Regions from separate parts of the Mus musculus genome. Here region 2 is linked to region 1. The links are chromatin loops, found by intact Hi-C in ENCODE. Cell type or tissue: heart. All regions are shown on one strand. Each heading gives the region's core, and the rest is flanking DNA. Links, peaks and the distances in the headings are about the cores only. Region 1 holds the start of Sin3b (transcriptional regulator, SIN3B (yeast)). Region 2 overlaps Smim7 (small integral membrane protein 7).

The links. A loop is a pair of places that touch in the nucleus more often than their neighbours do. Peaks named below come from ENCODE experiments on the same cell type or tissue, not always from the same donor. Only the 100,000 strongest peaks of a DNase experiment are listed, where the experiment ranks them.
Region 2: a loop joins it to region 1, with 3 times the contacts of the local background. A loop is called at or near these places in 5 of 42 quality-filtered maps.

Annotation. Positions count from the first base shown.
Region 1 is chr8:72,716,979-72,727,642 of GRCm38, reverse strand. Sin3b (transcriptional regulator, SIN3B (yeast)) reads right to left here and starts at 4,373. Exons shown (of 19, transcript NM_009188.4): 1 at 4,235-4,373; 2 at 3,493-3,599; 3 at 1,953-2,106. The coding sequence starts at 4,333. In heart, for the core only: no CTCF peak of the experiment used is centred there; a DNase peak (open chromatin) is centred at 4,402; H3K4me3 peaks cover 1,710 bases; H3K27ac peaks cover 1,149 bases.
Region 2 is chr8:72,557,467-72,568,130 of GRCm38, reverse strand. Smim7 (small integral membrane protein 7) reads left to right here. Exons shown (of 5, transcript NM_172396.3): 5 at 323-2,933. The coding sequence ends at 338. Among named protein-coding and RNA genes, the nearest start is that of Smim7, 8.2 kb to the left of the region's middle. In heart, for the core only: a CTCF peak has its summit at 3,980 (motif pointing right); no DNase peak of the experiment used is centred there.

The sequences.
Region 1 (10,664 bases), core at 992-8,991:
GCAGCAACACAAGGAAGTCACATTTCTCCCACCTCTGAGTGCCAGTGGGGATTCTGAGGAAACAGCTCCCAGGATGCTTGCTGAGGGAGAAACAACAGCAGGTGAATGTGCTCCAAGCCTCCCGCTTGTGGCTGGGCATGGTTATCTGGCCCCTCCCTTCACAGGAGGCAGGTAAGATAGGGTCTTACTCTGTAGGCCACGCTTGGCTCTGAACTCATACCATCTCCTGAGTGCTGAAATGACACCTTGAATCAAAGCACCCAGCTCAGCTTGACCCTCTGTGTTGTCAACTGGGGCCCTGGTGCTTGTTACCTGGCTTTCAGCTGCTACAGCAAGGGCACAGGTGTCATGGTAGAGGACAGAATTCCTCTCAAGAAAGAATGAATGAAAGGCTCAGAAACCCTGCTACAGGCATCCCAACAGCTGGAGACTCCCTCAACACCTTTGTCAGCACATAAGGGAACAGTGTTCAAATGTGGCTGTCAAGGGAGGAAGGGAGGGAGGGAGGAAGAGAGAGAGGAAGGGAGGAAGGGCACTGCATTTCAAAAACTGAAGCTAGGATGCTAAGAAAGTAGGTGCCTATCACCCCAGTGCTCTGGAACCTAAAGCAGGAGAATGTCTAGTTCCAGAGCCAGGCTGGGCTACAGAGACCATGTCTCAAATAAGGAAAACAGCAAAATAGAAAAATGACTGAAAGACTGGAAATCAGCAGGATGCTGACATGTGGTAAAGTTTGGAATCCCGACTTAGAAAGCAATAAACACCTGAGTCAGAATCCCGGGTGAGCAGTTCATTCTCTGTCACCAAGATTAAGGGGCTCCAGAGTACCCTGAAGGAATGTGACTCAGGACAGGCACAGGTGCCCTGTTCATGGATCTAAGACCATCTTGGTCATCCTTTCTGTAAGCACAGGGGCCCCTTGGTCATCTAAGTCACCTATGAAGGGAACAGCCCGCCCCCATGACTCAGACTCCACTTCCTACCAGCTACCACTACCCACAACTTAGCTTTCTAGTGAGTGGCATCCTGAGTTCTTATATCATGCATGCCCCAGGAACTGCTCTTTGCTCTTGACACAGCTCACACTGCCTTGTATCACACAGAATCCAGAAGCTCCTTCTGTTAAGGCCCTGGTGGTCACAGTTCCTGAGTTCCAGGTACAGGTGGAAAATGGAAGACTGTGAAAACTCAGTGGCATGTGCTTCCAGGAGTCCCCTCTGAAAACTGGGCAGCGCTGGGCTTCATGAGGCATGCAGATGGGCACAGCAGGCAGAACTTATTCAGGAGCCACTTGGAGGGCCTGTGAGGCCACACTACCCTTCCAGAGTCCCTCTCCAACCTCACTGAAAGCCTGTGGTGGCAGCTCTCATGTGATCCTAGCATTGGGAAGACTAAGGAATGAGGATGAGGTTCAGACTGTCTAAGCTAAGGTGAGAGTAGCAACGTGGAGAACTACAGACAGCAGGCTGCAGAGCCCAACCTGAGCTGAGAAAAGAGCATTTGACAATCCTATGACACAGTGAAAGAAACACTTATTCCCATGCACATAGCTCAACTATCTCGACTTTACTGGTGGCCTGAGATCAATGGAAGCCATAAGATGGCAGTGCATACGTACTTGGCCTGGTAGACTTATTGGGAAAGCCTGGAGGCCAGACCTCAGTGACTAGTGATTCAATGATCCTGAAATCTCCTCCCAAACGCCCACCCCCACCTGCTGGGGACTAAACCCAGGACTTTGCCCGTGCTAAGTGTACTATTCCACACTGAACCACACCCCAGCCACTATACTTGATGGGACGAAAAGGCTGTCTCTGTGTTTGTCTGGTCATGCACTAGAGAACCTAGAAAAAGAATAGGTTGTACAAAGGCTTCCAGCAACATCACAAATGCCTAGCTGTGCTCCCTGTGGGTGCGACTCTCGAGGTCCACATCACTCAAGCGAAGCCTACCTGGCTGCTCAGCGGCGACTGGATGTTCAGCTTGCCGTTCTTGGGAATGTCTATACGGTATCCAAGCGGAAGGAAAGCATTAAACCCCACGATGAGGTCAGGGTGCTCATGGAAGAGCTGGGACACACGCCTGATCACACCAGGAGTGTCGATGCTGGAAAAAAGAAACACAAGTGGGCAAGAGTCCTAAGAGTGAACTCCCCCAGATGCCCTCGAGATCACCTCAGCCCAGGCTTAGTTGACGGCGAAGACTCTGAAAATGGGCCCCACCATGTTGTTTTGTTTGTTCCCTTAGAGACAGGGTTTCTCTGTATAGCCCTGATGACCTCCATATGCTTGCCTCTGCCTGAGATTAAAGGTATGCACCACTATGCCCAACTGAACAAATGGGCCCCACCATGTAAAATCACCTGTGGCTAGGTCTAGCAAGAACTATAACTAGACATAACTATATACATGATAGTTTTGTGTGTGTGTGTGTGTGTGATGTATATAACACACTACATAACTATATTTCCAGGCCATTTGAGCTCCTGGGCCCAATTCTGAAGATGTCTCAAGAGTTAGGTGCTGGGCTGAGACTCAACAGGACACAGTTCTCCAAGCAATGTGAGAAATTCCCTCATATTTTATGAATTAGGGAAAGGTAAGGATACACTTTCATTTTTTTACTAAAGGAAGTGTTTAAACACCAGAGCCTTCAAGTTAGGGGACTGGTAAAGTTGAAATGACATGAGGGTCTTCTTCTGGCTTCAGTACCCTGAATATCCACAAGAAACCAGCCCAGGCCGTCTACACTTCCTGAGAGCAGACAGGCAGGTCAGTACCAAGATCTGTGGGAAGCGGTCTGACTGACAGCCTGGGTTCTAGCTCCACCCACCTGTCACTAGGATGAGTCCCTTACCTAAACCAAGCCACACCTCCCAGAAGATTCTAGAAGACACGGACATTAACTCAGAAACAACCCAATACGCCTAACTGCTCTGTGTCTACAAAACAGTTCCTGTTCATACCACACTGGTTCCAGATTAGTAAGTGCTATTGAAAAGCATCGTAGGGACAAGAGCTAAGAGATCATAAGTAATATTTTCCTGCAGTATTAACAAAAAATGCTTCCCCAAACAATCAAAATCTGTACCCCATTTATTTTCTGTATTTGGGCATGTACCACAGATCTCAAGGGCAGGTCAACAACTTGTAGGAGTTAATTCTCATCTCTCTAGGGCTGAAACTCGGGTGGTCAGGCTTGGTGGCTGGCACTGCTACCCTCTGGGACATCTTACCCACCCCCAAATCAACATTTTAAATAAAGACTACACCCAACACTCCCTGTTCAGGCCTCGATTCCCCAATTCCTTCACCCCTTCCAGGAATCCCATCAGTTCCTCAGAACCACCTCATCTTGCGACTGTTTTAGAAGAGATTCCCAGGGCCCTCCAATCCTGTGCATGATTAACAGCTGAGGAGACACAGTGTAGTTGGTTTGGGGGTTAGAGGGCTCAGCCCCCAGCTCCTGGGTGTACAAGGCCCTGCAGATTACCTCTGGCTTTTGAACTCCTTCATGATCTCCAGGAAGCCGTTGTAGGTGGCAGGGTCACTGCCAAAGCGGATCTTCACCTGGTCGAGGTAGGTGAGAGCGTCCTCCACCTGTGGGGAACAAGAAGGCCAGAGGTGGGCCAGGGTCGCGCGATGCAGTGACTGATGGCTGGAAGGCCAGGGATAGAAGAGGGGTGGCACGGGGCAGCAGAGGGCCGCGAGGATAACTGCGGTGTTACTGGGAGGGCCGACGTCCGACTAGAAGGACCGAGAGCCTGCGGGTAGGACCAAGAGCCTGCGGGTAGTCCCGAGAGCCTGCGGGTAGTCCCGAGGGGCCTCGAGGAGTTCCGGGTTGGACCGAGGACCGGCGGGGACGACCGAAGGGTCTCGAGGAGGACGCGAAATCCCTTGGAAGACCGAGGGGCGTAAAAGGGAAACTACGGGCCAACTAGGAGGATCGAAGGTTTTCGGGGTGCACCGAAGGGTCCCGGGGATGACAGGGATCGCAGGAATGACTGAGAGATGTCGAGAAAGACCTCTGTATCTCTGAGAAGTCCGAGGAGCGGCGGAAATGAATTGTTAGGGGGAAACCGAGGGGCTGCCGCGAAGACCGAAGGATTCCGCGGAAGGGGTGTGGGGTCCCCGGGCCCGGCTGCGCAGAGAGGAGGCCAAGGCGGGGCCGCACGGCGGGGCGCCATCCCCGCGGGGGTCCGAGTCCCCAGGAAGAGGCTAAGGACATCACTCACGTGCACCGGCAGCTTCTCGTGCCCTCCGGAGCCCGAACGACCCCAGCGGGAGCCACCGAATCCCCGGCCCGCGGAGCCTCCGCTGCCTGCATGCGCCATGTTGGAAGTCAGAGCCGCTTCTGCCCCGCCTCCGCCTGAGCCCTGGTCGCGCTTGCGCGGGCCCCGCCTCCTAGGGGGTGGAGACTCGTGGCGTCAAATAGGGGAGTGTCCACATAAGGGCCTTGCTGGACGGGGCGGGAGGTCTTTCTCAACTTATGTGCCCTGGGGGTCTGTGGCCACCTGGAAGGCCTAAAGTGTTTTTTGATTTGTTTTGTTGGAGGGAAAGAAAGTAAAGCAAAGTTGAAGAATATTTCAAAACGCATTAATTCTATAAACTTCACATTTCAGTGTGCAGGCTCGCTTGTGATCTCAGTACCGGGGAGTCTGAGAGGAGACCACTGAGAGGTCTAACCTAAACTGGGGTACATAGTTAAGACTGCATCTCTAGGGGCTGGAGAGATGGCTCAACGCTCAACGGTAAGAGCACCGACTGCTCTTCCGAAGGTCCTTAGTTCAAATCCCAGCAAATACATGGTGGCTCACAACCACTCGTAATGAGATCTGACGCCTTCTTCTGGTGCATCTGAAGACAGCTACAGTTTACTTATTTATAATCATAAGTAAGTCTTTGGGCAGGAGCGAGCAGGGTTGGCAGGAGCGAGCAGAGGTCCTAAAATTCAATTCCCAGCAGTCACATGAAGGCTCACAACCTTCACTGTAGTGTACTCAAATACATTAAATAAATAAAACTTAAAAAAAAAAAAAGAAAAAAGACTGCATCTTTAAAAAAAAAAATGACAGTTAGGTGTTGACCTTGTCTCAAAAAGAGAGAGAGGGAAAACAAGCTTAGATGTCTGTGTTGACCCAAGACCTCAATAGTGATATTTGCAAGGCTCTGGTGCTTTCTGGAACAAGTTTCTGAATGTCTATTCTGTGAGGTTGATACAGCAATGGGCTGTAGGTGAGCAGCATCCATTCAAGAGCCATGTGGACTGAATTCTTGCACTGGGTGTGTATGTGTGTGTGTGCACGTGTGTGTACATATGTGTAGGTAAACTCACTCCTGTGTGTGTGTGTGTGTGTGTGTGTGTGTGTGTGTGTGTACAGAGACCAGAGATGGGCACAATCTTTTATCACCCAGCCCTTGTGTTTTGGGGGCAGCATCTCTTACTGAACCTGTAGCTCATTGTCTTCACTTGATACAGTGGCCATGGGTCCACCTGTCTCCACAGTAGTGCTGGGGTCACAGCCCCTAGTCTGGATCCTCCTGCTTGCTTAGAGCAAGCTCTTTACCCATTAACTCCTCTCAGAGTGACATTCCTTGATTCCGTTCACAAATGTGTGCAAACCTGGATCATGGGACCTCTGCTTCCAGGCTGACCTATCCTCCGTTCCAAACACCTACATAGTGGCTCACAACTGCTTGTAACTCCAATTTCAGGAGATCTGGCACCTTCACTGACCTCTGTAGACACTAGGCACATGTGGTACACATGTGATACATGCCAATTGAATATCCATATATTCATAAAACAACTTTTAAATTTAAACAAGGTGGAAATCAGAAGAGGAAACTACTTGATGTGGACCTCTGGCCCCCACATGCTTCCATACACACATGCATCCCTATGTGCACATGATAACATAAGGACCTAATCAGCTCTCACCCCTTAGCTTCCTCCCTGCTGCCAGTGCCCTCCACGCTGTGAGGATGTGCTCCCAGCACATGCCAGCCAAATCCAAACTCCAGCAATCACCGGGCATGTCAAAAGTAATGGGGCTTTATACACATACTTATGACCCCAGAAGAGGTGGTTTTCTGGCAGGCATGGTGGCCAGCAATGAAGCAGTAGTGACAGAATCCTAGAGCAAGGTGGCAAGCCAAGATGACTACATTGGCCAGGTTAAGCGACTGCAATGTTAGTTTTGAGTCATTTGGAAAGAGGGAACCTCAACCAAGAAAATGCCTCCATCTAGCTGGCCTGTGGGCAAGTCTGTGGGGGATTTTTCTTAATTGATGGTTGATGTGGAAAGCTCCAGCCCACTGTGGGTTCTGACTATCCTGGGCTGCTGGTCCTGCTGAGTTTAAGAAATCAGGCTGAGCAAGCCAAGGGGAGCAAGCCACTAAGCAGCACCCTCCATAGCTGGAGCAAAACACACACACCCATGCTGCCTCCTGTCATAGTGTTTCATCGAAGCAATGGAAACCCAAGGACATCAGGAGACCCTGAGGTATGTAAGGTAAAAAGTGGTCAAGGTAGACACCTAAGGCTAACCTGTGGCCATCAAGTGAATATACACATGTATGTATATGGTCCCATGTACATGAGACTAAACATACAGACAAGAGAGACAGAGAGACAGACAGAGACAGACAGAGACAGAGAAGCTGGCTATGGTGATGCCCACCTGCATCCCAGTACTCTGGAAGTGAGACTGGAGGATCATTAGTTTGAGGCCTGCCTGGGCTACAGAGACACCATCTCCAAGCTATAGCCCCAACAAAAAGGAAGGAGAGTATACCAGGTAGGCCTGGCCTCAGAATACTGACAAAAGGGTTAGTCTTCTGGTCAGTGACAGAGCACCAGGCCTACTGGCTATCTCCCAGAGACAAGCAAGTCCCTGGGAATTGAGGTCTGGCCTTGAGCTGAGTGCCTGGAGGAGCTGACATCCTGTGAGATACTGAACAAAGAGCCCTGTGACACAGAGCAGAATTGTTGACCTACAGGAACAACAAGATAAAAACGTGGTGGCATTGGACAGATCTTGCAACAATTTGTTACTGAGCCAAAAAAAAAAAAAAAAAAAAAAAAAAAAAAACTTAGCCCCAAAGTCCTTGTCCCAGAAAGCTTCTTCCCAGGGTACCAGCTGAGTGCTGAGTCAGAGATCACAAATCCTGCTCTACCCAAAAAGAAGGGCTCACTATGAGGGGCTGATTGTATGTGGAGCAGGAAGATTGGAGATGACTCAGTAGGTAGATCGTACACCACGGAAGTATTAGGATCTGAGTTCAAATCCCACATATCTACATAAAGCAAGATACAGATGCCGAAGTCTGTCTTCCAAGCATTTCTGAGGAAGTTGAGCATGGAGACAGGAAACCTGGATACTCACAGGCCAACCTGGGATACATGAGAACCTCTCTCACAAAAACACACAGGGGGCTGGAGTCATGGCTCAGCGGATAAGAGTCCAGACTCCTCTGGCAGAGGACCTGGGTTCAGTTCCCAGCACAGGTGTGAGGTGGCTCACAAACATCTGTAACTCCAGCTCCAAGGAATCAGGCACCCTTGTCTGGCCTCCACAAGCACCAGCACTCAAGTGCGCCCACACAATTAAAAATAATACATCTTTAACAATGAACAACAATGGGCAACAGAGATGGCTCAGTGGTTAAGAGCACTGGCTCTTCTTGCAGAAGACCTGGGTTCAAACCCCAGCACCTATATGGTGGCTCACAACTGTCTATAACTCTAGTCCCAGAGACCTAAAGCTGTCTTCTGGCCTCTATGGGCACTGTATATATGTGATACACAGACATACATACAGGCAAAATCCTATACACATAACAAAATAAATTTTAAATTTTAAAAAAGAATTCTTGCTGCTCTTATATGTAGCACAAGTCCCGTTGTCAGCACCCACACCACGCAGCTCACAGCTGCCTGTTACTCCAGCTCTCAGCGATGTGACATTACCCTTTTCTGGCATCTGGGCAATGCACTCAAGTGCACAAACCACACGCGTGTGTGTGCACGCATGCACGCACACACAGTTTAAAAGTAATAAAAATAAACATCTTTTTATTTAAGGCAGCACAAGTGTGGTGGTGCGTTCCTTTAATCCTAATACTCAGAGTGCAGAGGCAGGTGGATCTCTGTGATTTCAAGGCCAGACTAGTCTATATAAGGCCAGTCCAAACCAATCAGGGCAACATAGAGAGAGCCAGTCTCAAAAAAAACAAATCTACAGGAAAACAAAACAAAAGGACTATATAAATAAAGGCTTATTGGCTTTAATCCCTTGTGTTGGGTTATTGGATGCGCCTTAAGTCTCATACCTGAGGTAGGTGTCTTGCATGGCTCCCCTGAAATGGCTCAGCATCTGGTATAATTATTTACACCCTGGGGAATGGATCAATTATTTGTGGTTGAGCTTTCTGAGCCTGTGAAAATATATCCAAGGTATTCAATCCAAAAATAGAGTTATTTATTTATTTATGTATTTATGTATTTATGTATTTATGTATTTATGTATTTATTTATTTATTGTGTGTATGGAAGTCAGTTCTCTCCTCCCACCATGTGGGTTCTGAGGCCCAAACTCAGGGCATCAGGCTTGGTGGCAAGTGCCTTTACCCACTGAGCTGTCTTGATGGCCTGAAAGACTCATTATGACTCCAAGTTTTATTGGCTTTTTTTTTCTTTGAAGTGGGACAGTTGCCCCCTCTGTGCTTTTTTTAATCACCCCGTAGACCAGGCTGGCCTCAAATTCACAGAGATCCACCTGCTTCTGCCTCCAGAGTGCTGGGATTAAAGGTATGTACTGCCATAGCTGGCCCTTTGTTTTGGGGTCCATGACAGGCAGCTGCCCATCTCATGGTGGCCCAGAAAGAGAGAGAAAGAGACAAGTGTCCTTCAATGTCTTCCAATATCACATAACCCAACTTCTTCCCACAAGACCTGGCCTCCCATAGGCCTACTTCCTCCCAGTGGGAGCATCCTAGAGAAATAGCTCCCTTTCCTTTTGGTTTTTTTGTTTTTTTGTTTGTTTGTTTGTTTGTTTGTTTGTTTGTTTTCTGAGACAAAAATCCCACTGTGCAGCACAGACTTGCCTCGGACAATAGCTATCCTCTTGCCTCAGCCTTCCAAGTGCTGGTATTAGCAGGTGCATCATCCCACCCATATGATGACTTTGTACTTAGGCTTTTGGGGTACATTTCAGATCTGTACCATAGCAGTAGATGAACTCACCATCCTTAAGAGCATTTGTGCTGTGGTTCAGTCAGGTTCATAAAGAAAGCAATAGGTTCAAGGATTCAAATACCTCTGGCTGAGGCTTGTCTTGAGTCCTCCAGTGAAGGGCTGGATTAGGGGTGGAGCCCCTGCCTAGAATTCTCCAGTGAGGGGCAGGGTGCATGGCTCAGGTAGTCCCTGACCAGCATATAGAAGACAGAGTTCCATCCATAACACCCCCCTACCCCCATAACCTAAAATAGAATTTAACATAAATTCATAATGCTAGTAATGCTATGAGCCAGAAAGGCGATGTCACTATTCTGTTTAGGATAGTTTTCTCTGTTGTCTGAGAGTGATTGTTGAAAATGAGCCTTCATGGCCTGTGTTCCATGACAAGTGATGAGGTCACGTTCGTATATGAGAGTATAAGGTGGAGACAGGAATGCTTCGCCCTTGCTGCTGGTCAGTACAACATGCTACAGTCTTCCTCAAAGCACATAGCTTGTTAACATCTACAAAGGCCAATTTCTTCTTTGTTATATTTTTTATTTTTTCCAGACAGGGTATCATGCTGTAGCCCAGGCTATCATGAAACTCACTGTATAGTGCAGGATAGCCTTGAGTGCTGGGAGGACAACTGTTATATGAAAACAAGTTAACTGGTTGTGATGGTCTTTAGTCCCAGCACTCTAGAGGCAGAGGCAGGAGATCTCTGTCTGACCCACATAATGAGTTCCAAGACAACCAGTATTACATAGATTCTATCTCAGAGCAAACAAATAAACCCAAACAAAAAAACTTATCTAAAACAAAACAAAAAAAATGAAAAGAAAAGAAAGAAAAAGCAATGTGAACATGGTGGTTAAGTGTCTTTGTGGGCTTGACCCGCTATGAGTTGCATAGGAGATGCTTGTCTAAGAAGACTGTGTCCAGGGGCCTGACTTGAATAAAAAGAGGAGACTGAGAAATCCAGCTGCATGTTTGTTCTGCTCATCTGCCCAAATGTGAGTCACAGTCCAGAGCTGCTCCTCAGACCATGAGCCAAAATAGACCCTCTCTGCTGGATGGCAGTGGAACCAGAGGACTCATAAGACTCAAAAGAAACCAACTTCACCTGGCTGGGAAACTGAAACTGCTCATTCCTGGGGAGGAGGCTGGGCCAGCCCATGTGTGCTAGAACAATCAGCCACATTTTACAGAAGAAGGGCCTTTGCTCTGGGTCCAGAGGGCTAGGCCTCCTAGAAGAAAGACACTGACTAGAACAGTGCAAATTGAGTGGAAAGGAGACAGCACATGGCTTCCTAGCTCCCAGTGGGCACCCAGGGACTACCTCAGCGGCACACACAAGCAGACGCCATGATGATCATCCTGACTGGTAGCAGCATTCATGTGGACCTGGTTTTGTTGGTATATTAGAGACCAGAAGGCCAGGC
Region 2 (10,664 bases), core at 858-8,857, 160 kb after region 1:
TCCACCTTGTTGATCCTGTGGATCAAACTGAGACCATTAAGTTTGGCAGCAAGCTCCTTTATTCACTGTGTCACCTTGCCTAGCCAATAGTTATGTTTAAGTGCAGAACCATGAAGCACTTTCATGAAAAATAATCCCCAACAGTGTGTTCGAGATAGTAGTTTGTTGTGTAGCCCACGCTGGTTTTAACTGTGTAGTCCTCCTGCTTGGCCTCAATGGTGCTGGGATAGCTGATGTGCATCACCACGCCCAGCTGTGTGCCAGAGTTTTTACCACAGCCCCTTCCTGTCCTCATGGTCATTTCACCTTCTGACTTTTCCAGACTGTTCGGCTCTTGAGTCCTGCGTGGAACCCAGAGATCACCTGCTGGACATCAAGGCTCTATTTCTGTTTCTGATGACTTCAAGAATCTTCTCAATGGAAAACCAGGGACCTTCCCAGAAGGCCCAAGCTCATTTGGGTGGAGAATGTCCATTTCCCAGCTCCCTGACCCTCGTCAGCCACAGTGACAAAGTCAGACTTTATTAGGAGAAAGACCTAGGTCTTTACCTTGTGCTGGCATTCTATCTTCTCCTGGCCCAGCTTCTCCAGAAACCTGACCTGGGCTATTTCTTGGTTGAATTGATGGTGATTGTTTTGGTTTGATTTGGGTGTCTTTGTCTGTTTTTTTGTTTTTTTGAGACAGGGTTTTTCTGGTTAGCCCTGGCTATTCTGGAACTCACACACCAGACGGGCCTCAAACTCATAGAGATCCGCCTGTCTCTGCCTCTCAAGTGCTGGGATTAAAGGTGTATGCCACCACTCCTGGCCTTGCACAGATTGTCCTTAATTGATGTGACTCAGGCACCTGCTTGCCGGGCCAGCTATGACAGTCTAGCAGTCTCTTTTGCACTACCAGGTCTATGCTGGTGGACCCAACAGTCTGGGGCCAGTGAGGTCTTACTTCCAAACGTTTCCTCCTCACCCCATAACTGGGTCTACCTGGGGCAGCCAAAGATTGCTCCAACATTTGGAGGAGCCGGTCCTCCTCCCTTGGGACACCAGCCTCTTCTTTAGACACTAAGCTGTTAGCCATAACATACTCAGCTTCTCCAGAAGAGGCCTGTGGAAGAGGTGCTAGTGGTGATGTTAGCAGACACCTCTCTGTGCTTTCAAGCCACTTGTTAATAAAGTGACTTTGGGGCCACTCCTTTATTGTTGCTTGTGATGTTGGCAGCGTACTCTGAAGGTTTGGGTTTCTGGGTCTCTCTTTGAAGGAGGGGAGCTCAAGCTTGAGGTGCATGAGGTTCAGAGGCGACTACGCCATCAGCTCTGAGATGCGTTCCATCTAGAGATGGCCATGCCGGCAGTGCTGAGGGACTTTAATCAGCATTTGAAAGCTGTAGCAGCTGGCTTGCTTTGGGGCTCTCTTTTTGGATTGGTTTCTTTCTTTTCTTTTTAAAGATTGTTCTGTTTTATATGTATGGTATTCTGCCTGCATGCATGTCTGCACACATGTGGATGCAGGGCTTGCAGAGGCCAGAAGTCCTCTAATCTGCAGCTAGAGTTACAGCCAGTTGTGAACTGTCATGTGAGTGCTGGGTCTTTTGAGAGTGACCTGTGTCCTGAGCCCCTCATTTTGGCTTTTTTTTAAAGACAGCCCCAAACTGTGGCAGATGACCTTGAACTCCTTATCTTTTCAGTAGTGAGACAAGATCCCAATTGAGTACTACCATACCAGGTTTTTTTATTGGCTGGTTGGTTAGTCTTTGAGACCATCTTGATGGAATCTGTGCTGATTGAGAACTTTCCATTCTCCTGCCTCAGCCTCTTTAGTGCTAGAATCCCAAGTGTGTACTACCAACCCTAGTCATAATAGCATTTTACCCCAGGCTTCCCCGGGAACTATGGGGAAAACTCTGGTAATGTGGGAACTGGGTCAAGTCTAAGTTCAGGCTGCACAGCTGCTGCAGACATTGTTGATTGTGTCCTTCACACCCGCAGCATGCCTGAGCCTACCCACTTGCCTAGCATTGTAACATGCCACTCTGTTGGCTGATCCCCAGCCTTGGATAGTTGGGATGGCTTTCTGCCTTTCTCAGCTTAGGACTGTAGTTTCAGGAAAAAAAGGTTCCATTCATTCTGAAGAGGAATTGTGCTGAAAAAGAATGCTGTCATAGGGTTTGCACTTATTATCTCATTTGAGTTCTGATAAAGTGTTTTTGGACTACTTACTGTGTGTGTGAAAAATTGAAACCCATGAATCTTCTTGGTTTTTATTATTATTTATTTATTTATTTTTGGTTCTGGGCTAGGGCCTTTTGATGCCACTGAACCATATCACCAGCTCTATATGTGTGTCTGTTTGGAATGTTGTTCAGAAACTTCTCGTGGCTGGAGATGTAGTTCATGTAGAGTGACATAGTATAATTTTACAGGAAAGGACTGAGAGTCTGGCTCAGGGGTGGAGTTCCTGCCTAGAATTTCCCAGTGAGGGGCTGGGGTGTGTGGCTCAGGGATGGGGTCCCTTTCAGAACCATTTGAGACTCTCAAGTCAGATGTTCTAGAAGCTGTTAAGCAATAGCTCTTTCCCTTGCTATAACCAGATATATGTAACCTGAAGTGACAACCCACTTTGTGCTCCTGAAGGTTAAACCTGTTATCCCAACGTTACCACTGGGATATGGAGTTTCAGTTAAATTGTCTCTCACGCTTAAGAGCTACAAGATATGAAGTGCTGTCTTCTGCCTCCCACCACCCAGCCTGAACAAATAAGCCCTCTTTTTATCCCTTCTTTACAACACTGACAAACACACAGGTCAAGTTGTCCACAAGTGATCATGCTGGGATGCTGCAGAGCGGAGGACTGTGTTGTACTGGGTCTACCTGATTATAGTGTCGCACATACAGCCACAAGCATATGCTGTGTGCAAATAAAAAACAAAAGAGTTACCATGACAAACATTCAGTCTATCTACTCCTATCCTTACCCAGATAGCCTTATGAAAGTATACCACCAACAGAGAACTGAAGAGTTCAACTCATCACCTAGGACCCTCTGACTTTTCAGATGATGGCTGCCTGTAGGTCACTGAGCAGCTCAGAAGGGCAGTGCCTCTGGGCTGGCAGCAGTGTTCACTCCAAAGGGCCTTCAGGTTCTCTAGGCCTCACGCTGAGCAAGGCCCATCTCGAAGGATACAAGAGTCGCCAAGACAGCACCAACAGCAAGACCATGTGGAAGAAGCCATGGTATGTGAGGAGCAGGGTCCAGGGCCAATCATCCAGGGTGTAGCCATTCTGTAGCATCTGACTGGACAGGCACAGTACAGCCCTGCCACTTCGCAGCATCCCATGGATGCTCTGAGCTAATGGGCATTTCCTAGATGGAAGACATAAGCAAATCCTTAGCCTTCATTGTCTTCCTGGCTTCGAGAACAAAATGTGCCCGTGGTTACAGTCCTGCCATGTGTATGCTGTGGTTTATGGTAGCTTCTCTGGTGGGGTGCATAGCTTCTCAGGGGGGAGGCTCTGGATTGCTTGGTCCTGCCCCAGCAGGGAAGCTTCTGTTTGCTTTACTCTAAGTTTCTTTTCTTTCTTTTTTTTTTTTTTTTTTTTTTTGGATTTTCGAGACAGGGTTTCTCTGTGTAGCCCTGGCTGTCCTGGCACTCACTTTGTAGACCAGTCTGGCCTCGAACTCAGAAATCCGCCTGCCTCTGCCTCCCGAGTGCTGGGATTAAAGGCGTGCGCCACCACACCCTGCCCATTTTGATCCTTTAATGATTGTAACATACAGACTTGTAAGCTAGCTTCACCCACCCATGGTCGTCCATGCTCAGAGGCACCTGGAGCATAGCCCTCTAGGGAAATGTCTGTGGTGCATGAGGTTTCTTTGTGCATTATTACCTTAGTGTCTTAATAGCTAATTTTTTTTTAAATTATTATTTTTTTTTTATCTACACAAGTGTTTTGCCTGTATGTATGTGTGCATGCAGTGTCCATGGAGACCAGAAGAGGGTGCATGATCCCCTGGAACTGGAATTACGAATGTTTGTGAGCCACCATGTGGGTGTTGGGAATGGAACCTGGGTCCTCTGTAGAAGCAGCCATGCAAGGGCCACTCTGTGACAACCAGGCATTTTCCTTTCATGTATGAAGTATCTGAAGGTACCTTACATTTTCCTGTTTGATGAGAGATGTGTACCATATGTCTCAAGCAGAGCCATGCTTTAAAATACAAGGCTAGTGGTGGCAGCACACTCCTTTAACCCTGGCACTGGGGAGGCAGAGGCAGGAGAATCTATGTAAGTTCGAGGCCAGCCTGGTCTAGAGAGTTCCAGGACAACCAGGGCTACATAGAGAACCCCTGCCTTAAAAACGAACAACAACAAACAGAATGTATGGGTAAAACACTCATTTGCATGTGAGTGAGTAAATCACTATGGAGTGTCTAATGGGTGAGAAGGTTCAGCAGATACAGCACCTTCTGGGACCCACATGCCAGCTCCACAAGTTATCCTCTGACCCGGGAGGCATGGCCAACTGTCTGGGCTCATTGGTTAGGTTTGGTTTTCTTGCTGGGATGGCAGGCCAATATTGCCATATCCAGCTTAGAAAGGTGTTTGAACCCAGTCTGAGACTCATTTAGAAAACCAAGAGTTGGTGTGCCCCAGGAACCCTGAAGAGTAAGGACAGGGAAGGCTTGTTTGGTCCCTTTTGCCTAGGGTGACTATTGTACAGGTAGATGGAGGCTTCCACTCCAGCCCTCAAACCTCAGAGCTCTTTGAGCCTGGGGTGGGTGCTAGCAAGGCCTAGATGGACTGTGCTGGCCTCCAGCCTAAGTCAGACGCCTTTCCTCCCCTCCCTCCCTTCATCTTATGTAGCCCACATGGCCAACTTTGCTACTTGAAATTATTGCAGAATTTGAATCTTGTTTCCCATAGGTGACAGACATGCACAGCCACGCAGTTTTTCCTTCTTTCCTTTCTTGGGGCTTCATGCATGGTTTTGGTGACTTTTCCTGCGGTGGTAATGACCAAATGTCTATTCACCCCCGAAAAAACACCAGTCATAGACCAAAGAAAAGATTTCATTCAATCTAGTGGGGAGAACCTGCAAGGTTCTTGGATGCATGGAGGAGTGTGAGACTCAACGAATAGGCTCCCCGTGCAGTCTGCAAACTGCAGCCCTGGAGGTCCCTTCCCCTAGCTTACTTCTGCTGCCTTACAGTGCTGGGCGGGGCCTCCTCAGCTCAGAACTTTCTGGGCTTCTGAGTCTGGTAAATTGCTGGACCTTCTGCTTCTCCTATAAGGAGAATTTTAGTTCCCAAGTAATTGGTGCATAATAGCTGCAAAGCTAGTGTCCCCCAACTGAGCTGCACCCCAACACCAACGTTCTCCATTTCAGTTGTGTTCTGGGGAGGTCAAGGCTGCTGCTGGCCACTGCACTGGCTACTCTTAGGGAACACTCTTTGCCTCTGTATCCCAGCATACCTGAGACTTCCAGTAGGTCACTTTTTCAGAGTAAGGATTGTTGATTGTGGTAGTTCTCTCTGCCCCCACCCCCAATATGCAGCTTTTGGACAGTTGGCAGGCTCTAGCCTTGACTATTAGGATAGCAGTAACCTCAAAATAGCCCTAGCTGAGGAAAGGAGCTGCAAAGGGTGAGATAGCAGCCAGGAACAGGAAGAGTTTCCCACCTCTGGTGGCAAGAGACCTGAGTACCTTCTTACCCTGCCATAACAAAATGGCATACACTTCATGCCTCACAATAATGTGCACTTATTCTCTGTTAGTTCGGGAGTAAGAAGCCCACGATAGGGGTCCCAGCATCCAGGCTCCTGCCAGAGGCTGCAGTGGCGAATCTTTCTTCCTGTATAGGCTGACACACAACCACTCCATGGTATGATTAAAGGGAAGGTTTTTTTTTTTTTTTTTATTGTAGGTGTGTGTGTGAGAGAGAGACAGAGAAACAGGCAGACAGGCAGAGTGGTCTCAACAGGGCCATCAGATTGGACCGTGATGGGATAAAGAATTGGAGAGCTGGCTCAGCGGTTAAGAGCATTGGCTGCTCTTCCAAAGGACTCAGGTTTGATTTCCAGCATCTACACAGGAGCTCACAACTGTCTGTAACTCCAATGCTAGGGGAGCTGATTCTTCTGGCCTGCTTGGACACTGCATGCATATGGTTTACATGCATGCAAGCAAAACACCCACACATGTAAAATAAAACATTTTAAAAATACTGTGTAGCTGGGTGGTGGTGGTGCACACCTTTAATCCCAGCACTTGGGAGGCAGAGGCAAGCAGATTTCTTGCTCTCACTCTGTAGACCAGGCTGGCCTCGAACTCAGAAATCTGCCTGCCTCTGCCTCCCAAGTACTGAGATTAAAGGCGTGTGCCACCACTGCCTGACCTCCTTTTCCTTTTAAAAGATTTATTATATGTAAGTACATTGTAGCTGTCTTCAGACACACCAGAAAAGGGCAGAGGGCATCCAATCAGATTGCAGATGGTTGTGACCCACCATGTGGTTTCTGGGATTTGAACTCAGGACCTCCAGAAGAGCAGTCAGTGCTCTTAACTGCTGAGCCATCTCTCCAGCTCTCGCTCTGAGCCCTGCTCATTCCACAACACTGCTGATCTCTTAACACTAATTTCTTAGCTCCAGTAGTCCCTTCTATTTTTGACTAAAGCCAGAGTCACATGGCTGAAGCTGCCAAGTTCTGCTGCTTGCAGGAGCTGGAACATGGCTCCCTAGTTTTATTACATTATTACCAGCTTTGTTTTCCAACTCCTTCATTGCCTAAGCTTGGCAGTCCTGGATCTTTTTCTATAGATTGACCTTGAACTCAGAAATTTGCATGTGTTTCTCCTGAGCAATAGGATTAAAGGTGTGGTCCATCAAGGTTGGATTTAAACTTTTCTTCACCTAGAACTTGCTCTTTCTCAGGCTGATCTTGAATTCAGAGATCTTCTTGGCTTTATGTCTTGGGATTAAAGTTGTGCACCACCATGCCTGGATCTAAACTTTGCTAGGTAAGATCTTGCCCCAAAGTCCCACTCCTTTAATTCAATCTAATATCCTTGAACAGAGGATTAGCTCCACTTCATTTGCTGGTGCCCTTTCTAATACTCGAATCATACATTTTATATTTTTCTCTTCTAAACTTGCCACACTTTCAAAATGCTCTTCATAAGACTTATCCAGAGAATAGTTTCTGCTAGGTTTTTTTTTTTTCTTTTTCTTGGATATTTTCCTTTTTTTTTTTTTTAATTGGATATTTTCCTTATTTACATTTCAAATGTTTTTCCCTTTCCAGGTCTCCCCTTTTAGAATCTCCCTGTCCTATCCCCCCTCCCTCTGCCTCTATTAGGGTGTTCCGCCACCCACCCACTCCCATCTTCCCTCCCTGGCAACCCCCTACACTGGGGCATCTCCTCCCACTGATGTCCAACAAGGCCATCTTCTGCCACATATGCGACCGGAGCCATGGGTCCCTCCATGTGTATTCTTTGGTTGGTGGTCCAGTCCCCAGGAGCTCCAGGGGGTCTGGCAGGTTGATACTGTTGATCCCTCTATGGGGCTGCAACCCCTCTCAGCTCCTTCAGTCCCTTCTCCAACTCCTCCATTGGGGACCCCATGCTCAGTCCAATGGTTGGCTGCGAGCATCCTTCTCTGTATTAGTTAGGCTCTCGAAGAGCCTCTCAGGAAGCAGCCATCAGCAAGCACTTCCTGGAATCCACAATATCGTCCAGGTTTGGTGACTGTATATGGGATAGATCCCCAGGTGGGCAGTCTCTGGATGGCCCAGAGACTTCAGTGTCTGCTCCATACTTTGCCTCCATATTTCCTCCTGTGAGTATTTTGTTCCCCCTTCTAAGAAGCACTGAAGCATTCACATTTTGGTTTTCCTTCTTGGGCTTGATATGGTCTGTGAATTGAATCTTGGATATTCTGAACTTACTAGTAAGTACATACCGTGTTCTGTTAGGCTTTTTTGAGACTTCCTTTATCAATGCAATTAATATAAATCTCTTTATCTTAAACTCAGGTAGACTCTTCAGACAAGGGCAAAAAGCAGCCATATTCTTCACAAAAATACCATAAAAACAGCCTCTATGCCACATACTAAAATTCTCCTCTGAAACCTCTTGGGCCAGATCTGCACAGTTGAAGTTACTCTGAGCAACAAAGTTTTCCACATTCCTACTTTATGGCCCATTAAGCCCCATTTAAAGCATTCCACCATTTTCCAAACCCAAAGTCCCAAAATCCACATTCTTCCCAGCAAAAGCATGGTCAGGCCTATCACAATACCCCAGTCCCTGGAATCAACCTCTTAGTTAGGGTTTTACCCCTGTGAACAGATACCATGACCAAGGCAACTCTTATAAGGACAACATTTAATTGGAGCTGGCTGACAGGTTCAGAGGTTCAATCCATTATCATCAAGGCATGGCAGCATCCAGGCAGGCATGGTGCAGGTAGAGCTGAGAGTTCAACATCTTCTGAAGGCTGCTAGTGGAAGACTCAATTCCAGACAGTTAAAAGTAGAGTCTTAAAGCCCATGCCCACAATGCCACATCTACTCCAACAAGCCCACACCTCCTCTAATAGTGCCATTCCTGGGCCAAACATGTACAAACCATCACAAATGGCAACCTAGACTCCAATGTTATTTGGAACCTTTACAATTACTATGCATGATTGGGGAAATGGAAAGAGATTCCCTATGTCCATGTCTGTCCGGGCCCACGGGTCAGTCAAACAGGGTCTGAGGAACCACCTGTGGAGAGAACGGGGAGCGAGGAACACAAAGAACTGACAGCAAGTCTGATTGATCAAGCTGTCAAACTTTATTTTTCCCAGGTAGGTTTTACGCCCATGAAGCAGGATATGGGGAGAGGGATGACACAGAGTCGCTTTGCTTCTGGGAGAATGCACCTGTTCCCAAAAGCAGGAGATTGGCTAGGTAAAACACAGCAGGAGAAACAGAACAGAATGGGTTGCTAGGTACCTGTCCACAAGATCTATAGCTATTTGTTCTTAACTGGAGGTAGTACTTTCCTACAGAGGCCTCAACTTTTCCCACAAAAATCTTAACTAATCTAGTACTTTTCCACCAAGGCCAAAACTTTGTAACTAAGCACTTATGGCTGACAAGGCAGTTAACATTTAAACAGGGTCGCTCCCAACAAAAGCCTTCTCTTATCTCTGCTCCAAGCCCTCTCTCTGTTCTTCCTGACCCATTACCCAGCTCCTCCTACCCATGAAGCCCAAACCAGGTGAGTTCTCTACTGCTTTCACTTGGCCTCAACCCACAGCTCCTTTTCTGGTCTTTTCTGTCTCCCTTCTCCCTCTCCAGCCACAGGCCATGCTTGTCAAATCTTGCTGGCACTCACTTTATGCCCACTGGTGGCCCTTGACCTGCTAGTCATTCCCACACTGTGATGGAGCCCCCTCTCTAACTCCCCTTACCCAGCCCACCTCTGCAAGTAGTGACAGGGTGGATGGCTTCTCACTGAGTGAACTCTCTCTGATAGAAAAAAGACTGGGAGCCAGGCAGCGGTGGCACAGTCACCAAACCCATAATCCCAGCATTCTGGAGGCAGAGGTAGATAAATCTCTGAGTTTAAGGCCAGCCTTGTCTACAGAGCTTGTTCCAGGCAGCCAGGGCTATGAAGATGAAAGGAAAAAAAAGATTGGAGTCCTATATCACTAATCTCTCTCTCTCTCCACTTCTATTAAAGAATTCTGATATATTGTCAAATCATACAAACTTTGTTTGTTTGTTTGTTTGGTTTGTTTTTTTCCAAGACAGGGTTTCTCTGTCTAGCCCTGGCTGTCCTGGAACTCACTCTGTAGACCAGGCTGGTCTCAAAATCAGAAATTTGCCTGCCTCTGCCTCCCAAGTACTGGGATTAAAGGTGTGCACCACCACACCCGGCTCAAATCATACAAACTTACTTTCCATGATGTTTACAGGATTCTCACCACCATCCTTCTCCCAAGGAGCACAGGTGAGTCAGACTGGGCTGAAGTACGTGCAAGATGAGGTCCACCAAAGTAGGCTGTCCACCTGGCTGGGACTGAGATGGTCCCTGATTGGGGTCCTGGGAGGGACTACAATACTCCAGAGGGCATTTTAGCTAGAGATCAATTTATTACTTGCCTCCTTACCAGTCTTTATAAGGAAAGTGGCCATCCAGGACAAACATGAAAACCCATCTCAATTCCTAGACTGTGTTAGAAAGCTCTCTTTTAACAATGCAAATCCTGAGACCCCCATATAGGAAACAACTCCTTATGACCAACTTCTCCCAGATTTTCCCTGATATTAGTGACAAACTTAAAAACCCAGAGAACCACCCCACCCCCGACTCCACAGGCAGAAGTCTTAGTGCTAGCCTTCAAAGTGTACCATGGGAGAGATGAGAAAGCCTGAAAACAGCAGGTGTGGAGGCACATACCTTCAATCTCAGCACTTGGGAAGCAGAGGCAGGTGAATCTCTGAGTTCGAGGCCAGCCTGATCTACAGAGTGAGTTCCAGAACAGCCTGGTCTACAAAGTGAGTTCCAGGACAGCCAGGGCTACACAGAGAAACCCTGTCTTGAAAAAAAAAATTGAAATTTTCTTTTGTCAATGCATTTAATAAAAATCTCTTTACCTTAGCCTCAGATAGACTC